2 separate regions of the Homo sapiens genome follow, and region 2 is linked to region 1. A link is an interaction called in ENCODE POLR2A ChIA-PET data of the cell type or tissue named here. Cell type or tissue: B cell. All regions are shown on one strand.

Region 1 (5,000 bases):
TGTTGCAGTGAGCCAAGATCGCACCACTGCACTCCAGCCTGGGTGACAGAGCAACACTCTGTTTTAAAAAAAAAACAGGGAACCAAATAAAGTATCTTCTATCACAACAGGATGCCACTGAAAATCAATAAAATCAATAACTGAAGAAAAAGTAGAAAATTCACCAACTGTGGAAATTAAAAAATACACGGTTAAACGCAGAAGAAATCACAAGGGAACTTAGAAAATACTTAGAAATAAATTAAAACAAAAAAACACAACATGCCAAAAATTACAGAACAGCAAAAGCAGTCCTAAGAGGGAAATTTGTAGTTGTACACATTTAATTGAAAACGATCTCAAATCAATAATCCAACTTCAAATCTTAAGGAACTAGAAAAAGAACAAACTAATAAACCCAAAGCTAGCAGGATGAAGGAAATAACAAAGCTTAGAGAGGATATAAATAATAGAAAAATAACAGAGAAAAATCAATGAAACCAAAAACTGGTTCTTTGAAAAAATTTTAACAATTGACCCAGCTTTACCTGTATTAAGATAAAGAAGATTCAAATTACTAAAATCTGAAATAAAAGTAGGGACATTAGTATCAACTGCACAGAAGTTTAAAAAAAAGAGAAGACAGTACTATGAACAATTGTATGCCAACAAATTAGATAATATAGATTAAATGGAGAAATAACGAGAAGTACAAAATGTACTAATACTGAATCACACACACAAAAAGAAAATCTGAATAGACCTATAACTAGTAACAAGACTGAATCAATAATAACAATAAAAAAATTCCAGACAAAAGCCCTAGATGTGATTTTTTTATCTGTGAATTCTATCAAACATTTAAAGAACATCGTTTTTTCCCAAAGTTTTGCCAAAAATGGATGAGGAAACACTTCCTAACACATTCAATGAGGCCAGCATTGCCCTGATAGCAAAGTCAAAGAAACTACAAAAGAAAACTATAGACCAGTAGCCCTTAGGAACATTGATATAAAGTCCTCAACACAGAACCAACAAACTGAATTCCACAGCTTATTAAATGGATTATACACGAAGACCAAGTAAAATTTATTCCTGGGATGCAAAAATGGCTCAATATATGAAAAACAATATATCATGTTAATAGAAAGAAGAAAACAAATCACATGGTCATCTCAACTAGCACAGAAAAAATATTTGAAAAAATTCAACAAGATTTTATGATAAAAACACTCAATAAACTAAGAATAAAAAGAAATTACCACAACATAATGAAGGCCATATATAAAAATCCCACAGTGGCCAGGCATGGTGGCTGACTATAATCCCAGCACTATGGGAGGCCGAGGCAGGTGAATCACTTGAGGCCAAGAGTTCGAGACCAGCTTGGCCAACATGGTGAAACCATGTTTCTACTAAAAATACGAAAATTAGCTGGGCATAGTGGTGGACACCTGTAATCCCAGCTACTTGGGAGGCTGAAGCAGGAGAATCACTTGAACCTGGCGGGAGGAGGAGGGTGCAGTGAACCGAGATCGCACCACTGCACTCCAGCCTGGGCGACACAGCGAGACTCTATCTGGGGGGAAAAAAAAAATCCCATAGCTAACATGATAGTCAATGGCAAAGAATTGAAAGCTTTTCCTATAAGGTCAGAAACAAGACAGGATGCCTGCTTTCACCACTTCCATTCAACATAGTATTGAATGTATGAGAGAGCATTAAGAAAATGAATAAAAATCATCTCAAATTGGAAAGGAACAAGTAAAATTATCTCATTTGCAGATGATATAATCTTATATGCAGAAAACCTCAAGGATTTCAAACACAAAAAAAGAATAAACAAACCCGCGAAGAAGCAGGGCACAAATTTAATGTGCGAAGAATCAGTTGTGTTTCTATACCCTAAGAATGAACAATTAGGAAAGGAAATTAAGAAAACAGATTTATAAGATCATCAGAATGAATAAAATACTTAGGAATTAACTTAACCAAGGAGGTAAAATACTTGTACACTGAAAATTACAAAACATTGCTGAAAGAAAAGAAAGAATACGTAAATAAATGGAAAGACATCTGGTGTTCATGGCTTTAAAGACTTAATATTGTTAAGATGTCAGTACTATTCAATGCAATCTACAGACTAATACAATCCCTACCAAAATCCCAACAATGTTTCTGGTAGAAATAAAAAAAAAAATCCAGGTGGGAGGAGGCGAGCTCAGGAAAAATAACTAATGGGTACTAGGCTTAATACCTGGGTGATGAAATAATCTATACAACAGAACACCTTGACACAAATTTACCTATGTAATAAACCTGCACATGCACCCCTAAACTTAAAAGTTAAAAAAAAAATCCATCCTAAAACTCACAAAGGGCCCTGAAGGGCCAAAACCATCTTGAAATATAAGAAGTTGGGGCCATGCACGGTGGCTCATACCTGTAATCGCAACACTTTGGGACACTGAGGAGGGCAGACTGCTTGGGCTCAGGAGTTCGAGACCCACCTGGGCAATATGGCAAAACCCTGTCTCTACAAGAAATACAAAAACTAGCTGAGCATGGTGGTATGTGTCTACAATCCCAGCTACTCAGGAGGCTGAGGTGGGAGGATTGCTTGAACCTCAGATGTGGAGGTTGCAGTGAGCTAAGATTGTGCCACTGCACTCCAGCCTGGGCAACAGAGCCAGATGCTATTTCAAAAAATAAGTAAATAAATACACAAGACATATACTTCCTGGTTTCAAATTTTACTATAAAGCTACAGTACTAAAATTAGGGTGGTCCTGACATAAAAAAACAAACATATAGTCTAACAGAATAGTCGAGAGAGCCCAAAAATAAACCCTTGCATCTATTGTCAAATAATTTTCAACAAGAGTGCCAAGACTATTCAATGGGGAAAAAGACACTCTTTTCAACAAATAATGCTGGGAAAACTAGATATTCACATCCAAAAGTGTGAAGCTGGACTCTTACATAACATTATATACAAAATTTAACTCAAAATGGATCAAACACCTAAATGTGAGAGCTAAAACTATAAAAACCTTCAGGAGAAAACATGGGGGAAAGTTTCATGGTATGAATTTGGCAATTATTTCTTGAATGTGACACCAAAGGTACAGGCAACAAAAGAAAACAGACAAGTTGGATTTTTTCAAGCTAAATAGCTCCTGCACAGCAAAGGAAACAATCAACAGAGTGAAAAAGTAACCCATTCTTTATGGGAGAAAATATTTGCAAATAACATATCCAATAAGGGATTAATATTCAGAGAATACAAAGAACTTCTTTTTCTTTTTTTTTGAGACAGAGTCTCGCTCTGTCACCCAGGCTGAGTGCAGTGGCACAATCTCAGCTCACTGCAACCCCCCCACCTTCCGGGTTCAAGCAAGTCTCCTGCCTCAGCCTCCCCAACAGCTGGGACTACAGGTGTGCACCATCACGCCCGACCACACCAGCTAATTTTTGTATTTTTAGTAGAGATGGGGTTTCACTATACCAGCCAGTCTGGTCTTGAACTCCTAACCTCGTGATCCACCTGCCTCGGCCTCCCAAAGGCACGAGCCACCGTGCCCAGCCAGAGTATACAAAGAACTTCTAAAACACAATTTAAAAATCCCAAACTACTCAATTCATAAATGGGCAAAAGGCTTCAAGAGACATCATTGCTCCAAAGCTGATATACAAATGACCAAATAAGCATGTGCAAATGTTCAATATCGCTGATCATTAGGAAAATGCAAATTAAAACCACAATGAGACTTCACACCCATTAGGATGGCTATTATTAAAAAAAAACATAAACAAAACAACACGATGGTGAGGATGTGGCAAATTCGGAACCCTAGTGTATTGCTGGTGGTAATGTAAAATTGGGCAGCCAGTATATCAAACAGTATGGTGGTTTCTCAAAAATTTAAATATAGAATTACCATTCAATCCAGCAATCTCACTTTTGGGTACATATCCAAAAGAAATGAAAGCAGATACTCAAACAGGTATTACATACCCATATTCATAGCAGCATTATTCACAACAGCCAAAAGTGTCTATTGATGAATAAATGGATAAACAAAATATGGTATATACATAACAATGGAATATTATTCGGCCTTTTAAAAGGAAGGAAATGCTAACAACTGCTACAACATGGATGAACCTCGAAGATAGTTAGTGAAATAAGCCAGTTACAAAAAGATATCACGTGATTCCGCTTATACGAGGTACCTAGAATAGTCAAATACATAGAGATGAAAGTAGAACAATGGTTGGTACTAACAGGAGGAGCAATGAGGAGTTATTATTTAATGGGTGTGGTATGTCAGTGTGGGATAATGAAAAAGTTCTAGAGATGGACAGTGGTGACAATTGCACAACAATGTAAATGTACTGAATGCTAGATGTTAATGCTACTGAACTGTATGTTTTATATATATATATCATATATATCATATATATATCATATATATCTCATATATATGAGATATATCTCATATATATATATACACACGCACACACATACACATATATATAAAATATATTATCACAGTAACAAAATTACTCATCTCTGGCCCTATTTATCTTCAAACCTTTATTCCTGCTTCTCCCCAGATGCAATCACCCTCAACTACTCGGATTCTTTTTCCTCCTATTTAATTAGGTATTTTAAAATATTATTCTTAATACTGCTTCTTACAGATTTATTAACTACAGATGTCCTGCCATGGTAAAGGAGACTTACAAAACTAGCAGTATTCCATACGTGTTTCACTTATCTTAATTCCCCTAAAATAGCAACATCACAATTTTGGGTTAACTCAAACCACCAATGCTAATAATTGTTTCCTTTTTCTAATTTGCTCAGTTTTGCAAGAATCCATTACATTTTTCTCCAAATATTTCAACATCCATCTATCAATTTGATTATTTTCCCGGAAGTTCTAATCTCCTGCTCCAAGCAAAACTGGTAACTTTTCAGCTTGTGTCACAGCTGTCATCCTGGGACTTTCTTC
Region 2 (5,000 bases), 530 kb before region 1:
ATTTACCTACTCTGTATAGAGAGGTCAGCACTGAACACTGCAGATATGCTAGGAGACTTTTCAGACTCATAAGTAATGTGCCTTTCAGTATCAATTTGTTTTATCCTGAGAAAAATGCCTACTTCCCAGCACAATAATGTGTTCCTCTCATTCTTTAATCATCATGATTAGCAAAGCACGATTTCAGTGAATCACCATCAACTTGTGTATACGTAGGTGGGAAGGAAGGGCTTGCTCTAAATAAGTGCTGCATAGATAGAAACTCAGAAGAATAGGAAGGCACAGTCAAGTGAATGTTCTGATACAATGATTGTTCAAGGTAGGGATTTATAAATTGCCATGGGTTCCCAAAAGCACGTTAATAGGCATAGAAAAGAAGAATTTTCCCCTGATCTGTTTGTAAGTAACTAGGATATAAGTCACTCGATCCAATGAAAAGATAACACTGAAATATCTATTATTTATAACACATGAGTTTTTAAAAAAGGAAACTGATTTATTTCTCTCAACTCGACTCATAATTCCATAAAAGGATTTTTTTGTGCTAATTTATAATTTGAAGAATTGTCACCCTTAGATCGTGTACACTGATGATTCCCTTCCATTCTTTCTTTCTCCTGAACAGAACCTGAATTTGTTTGTTTATCCACCCCTCCCTCAAGCATCTCAGCAGACTAAGGGGACACTAACTAGTGCCAGGGACAGTTCTGAATTTCTCAGCCAGGCAGGGTCATACTGTCCTGTAGTGACTGCAACTGGTCTAGTGTTGGTCATATGCCCTAGATTCAGTCTAAATGGAAAGATTTTTATTGCCTAGTTGGGAAAGAGGTTTCCTTTCTCTTGCTTCACATTGACTAAGGAAGTGTGTAGTCCTCATTGCTACCAGAAGATATCTCATCACCAGCAGGCAAACCTGACTGAGGAAAAGCCAACATCAAGGATTATAGAGGTAAGGGATACAAAGAATTTAGCCTAGGGGGACATGATATGGCCAGTGAATCAGCTAAACTTGAAGTCTTTCCTCCATGGGGGCTTCCCATTGTATGAGATAATTTATATCATTATTATTTAAGTCAAAGTGAGTAGCACTTTTCTTTCTTTGCACCTGAAGGTATCTTGAATTATACATTTGTGATTACCATTTTATATGTATGTCTGGGAAGACTGCTGGTAATTGAAGTCAGTGACTACTCTAGTGCTTTGATTGGAGGAGTATCAACCACAGATGATCTTTTCTACCAGTCTAATGCCAGACATGAAATCCTGACCATTAATGACTACTTTAGCCTAAAGCACTGTGTATCCATGGAGGTGCTTGTTAAGATGTCAAGAGGACTGACATCTTCAACCATTAATTCCCCACAAACATTTATGAGAGTACAAATGTTTGTTGAGTACACTTCAGAGAGACTCAACAAACATTTATCACATAAATCCTGTTAGGACCTATAAAGAAAATAAGATTGAAGATGAAGATATAGCCCTTGCCCTCAAAAAATTTATAATCTAGTGGGAGTGACAGATATGCACACAGTGATATAACAAGCAGTTCATGAAGGAATCAATGTGCCATAGAGAGCCTTGAGAACAGCCTTGATTACTTCTTACAGGAGGAATTGGAGAAGATTTCAGACAGGAAATGACATCTGCCCTGGATCTGGGTAGATAGGACTTCAAGAAATGGGGAAAGGACAGTCCAGACAGTTGAAACTTACAGTGAATTTAATTGAAACAATAAAGCAAGACCTGGATGTGGAGTGTTAGTCTGGACTCAGAGCTGGGAAACCTGTGTCTGAGTTTCATCTGTCACTTTGGGCAAATCACTGTGTACTACTCTGCACCTTGGTTTCCTTATTTGTAAATTGAGGATTTGAGTGGGTCACCTGTAAGGGATCTTCCAACTCCAGCGTGTCATGATTCTACAAATGTCTCAAGAGATGCCAATGCTATACACAACCATGAATTTTATTCTTTGGCCAAAAGTTGACCCTAATCATACTTATATATTCCTTTTTAAAGTTTGTGCTGCTTGAATAGGTCCTCAAAACCACCCTAACTCACAAAAATGTTTTCACCAGTTAATAAACAAAAGCATAGTGGCAGGATGTCCCTTTGTTGGTTTCAGAGCCTAAAATTGCTCTGAGGAAAACAGGAAGACATTTGTTATATTTCCTACTATCTGATATACTTACCTGGAAGTGTTGGGGCTTATAATGCCAGCAATAATTAGAAGGTTAAATTAAATTACACCAGCAACATCTGGAGCTTAAGATTACATGTTCTTACTGAATATCCACTAGCAGCCCTTTGAGATTTATTTAAAGCAGCCACAGTAACAATAACTGTCTAATCTTTTATGACTGAAAAGAGTCTTGAGTTTAGTGTTGTGCTTTTAAGGTTAAAATGGGTTTTGATATATGAGAAAGGGGAAATAAACAAAACGAGATGTAATAGGGAGCAAAACTACTGGGCTGCACATGAGAATATGTTGGATTGACCTGTGTGTATCAGTACAAGTTCACTTTTGCCTGTTGGTGCTGCAACTAAGGCGCCCCCACTCCCACCCGCCCCCGGTGATATCAGTCAGTTACTTGTTGTTGTTCTTGGCAAAATACAGAAATCGATTCTGGTTAACCTAAGCAAAAGGGAATTTATTATGATAATATGGATATATATATTAAGTGCAGCCTGAAGAATTAAAAGAAGACTAGAAGATTGGGCTTGGGAATGCACAGAGACCAAGGAACCTCCAGTGAGCCAAGAGGAGCAACCAAAGTTTCCAGTAGACTTCTGGTCAGCCCACACTGTTGAAATAAATATTATCACCTGTATTCTTTTATTCTTATGCCAGCTGTTTAAAGGCAAGGGGTGAAACATTCACCCAAACTCAGATCACCCACCCATTCTGTGGTTCTCGAGAGAGAGGGAAAGAAAGGATCTGACCTTTTCTGCTTCTTTATTGGAAGCCTACTCTATTACCAAGATTACTTCTTACACAACAGTAATAAACAAATTCCTAAAAGCTGGCATCAGATGGGGGAACAAATGCTGGGCAGTCAAAAAATGACAAATGATCTGTAGGTAAGTTTTAATGTCTTCAGTTATAAGTAGCATAAATTTTTATTAAAATATACATAAATAAGAAGGGAACTTATTCATTTATATAACAAGAAGTCTGGAGTGGGGGCAGTCTTTAAAACTGATTGAATCAGCAGCTCAATAAAGTCACCATGCTCCAGGTTCTTTCTATTTTCTCCTTCTGCCATCGTCAGAGTGTCAATTTTGCCCTCTGCCTGGATTGACTCATGGCTGCAAGGTAGATGCAGCAGTTTCAGGTATCACATCCAGATATGACAAAGTCTGAGGAAGGAATGGGTCCATCTTTTCCTGAGCTTCTTTTTTTTTTTTTTTTTTTAGGAGTTTCACTCTTGTTGCCCAGGCTGGAGTGCAGTGGTGCAATCTCAGCTCACCGCAACCTCCGCCTCCTGGGTTCAAGTGATTCTCCTGTCTCAGCCTCCCAAGTAGCTGGGATTACAGGCATGTGCTACCACGCCCAGCTAATTTTGTATTTTTAGTAGAGACGGGGTTTCTCCATGCTGGTCAGGCTGGTCTCGAACTCCCAACCTCAGGTGATCTGCCCACCTCGGCCTCCCAAAGTGCTGAGATTACAGGCATGAGCCACCACGCCCGGCCTCCTGAGCTTCTTTCTTAGGAGTGGAGAAACCTTTCCCAGAAGCACCCAGCAGATTTTCCCTCACATCTCATTGGGTAGGATTGGACCTTGGGGGCATTCATAAGAACTAGGGATGAGAGTACCATGATTGGCTTAGACTAAATAACATCCTCCCTCTATTCCCTGAAAATGAGGATAAAGTCAACCTTGCATGACTCATGAGTTACATAGGGTTAATGAATGGAATCAATGTTTTATTTGAAAACAGGGTGTGGAAATAAGAATTGGGAAGGCTTCCAACTGTGTCTAGCACAGTCCATTATCCTGGAATCTGGAAATGCTTTGTAGAAAACTGGTCCACTGGGTAAACCTTGAATTGGATTTCCCCCTAAGACATAAAGCTTGGATACAATGATTGTAATAATTCTTATTATAAGATAAATATCTTGGTTCTAAAATAAATTGTACCATAAATTTGTCTGGTTTTGAGCAATATTGTTGATTTAAAATTCTGCCCCATCTATTTGGGGCATTAAATGCAATCTTTTATTGATATCTTTTCTGCAAGCAAATGTTAATGAAAGGTTGGACTGGAGAGGCAGGCAGGCAGGAAGATGACTTCCCGCCTTCTCTCTTCAAGCAGATTGATACTTCTTTATACCACTCACAGATTGAAGGCCAACAGTCTATCACTTTCCCATCAAGAGATCCTTGTTACAAAAAATAATGCTAAAATGTCTTAGTTTTATAGCTAGTATTTTTCAGGCAGGGCATAATGTGCAATTTTCACTCTTGTTCATGAAGTTGTTTAGTATTGTAAATTATACATTAGCCCCCAAACTGCTGTAAGCATCACCTCTATTATTTGTGTGTTTCATCAATAAATCATGCCATTTCAATAATATGCAAATTTCTACCAACATTTTTTTGGTCTTGAAATTACAAAGCGCAAGCTTGTATCAATAATATATGGAAATGTAGATTGTATCTGCAAACTGATTTTATTATTGGGCACTTAATGGTAATAAAGTATAATGTTTAGTTGGCTGACTTCTTTATGAAAATATAAAAATGGGTCCCAAGCTTTCCTGCATTCCCTTTAAAAAAAAAAAGACTTTTATCTAATTATAGGGGTAAATGATAGAATTCTGAGGGACAAAGACCAACTTGACGCCCAAAGAATAGTTTTATAGAAACAAATCTGTTAAAAGGCACTTAGAGGTTTGTCTGTATTTGGGACTTTGTGGATGCATATAATGGTCTGTATCCTGGCAACATTTCTCACTAGTAAACTGAAAATTTCATTGCTCCCAATATACATATTAAA

Evidence for each region. ChIA-PET counts read pairs that join two places held together with the same protein. Peaks named below come from ENCODE experiments on the same cell type or tissue, not always from the same donor. Only the 100,000 strongest peaks of a DNase experiment are listed, where the experiment ranks them.
Region 2: POLR2A ChIA-PET joins it to region 1 with 7 read pairs; 2 of 35 experiments call an interaction of 5 or more read pairs at or near these places.

The regions. Positions count from the first base shown.
Region 1 is chr10:87,907,003-87,912,002 of GRCh38, reverse strand. All of the region lies in intron 2 of PTEN (phosphatase and tensin homolog), which reads right to left. Among named protein-coding and RNA genes, the nearest start is that of PTEN, 46 kb to the right of the region's middle. In B cell, no CTCF peak of the experiment used is centred here; no DNase peak of the experiment used is centred here; H3K27ac peaks cover 3,099 bases.
Region 2 is chr10:88,436,538-88,441,537 of GRCh38, reverse strand. The region is part of intron 4 of RNLS (renalase, FAD dependent amine oxidase); the gene reads left to right. Among named protein-coding and RNA genes, the nearest start is that of RNLS, 140 kb to the left of the region's middle. In B cell, no CTCF peak of the experiment used is centred here; no DNase peak of the experiment used is centred here.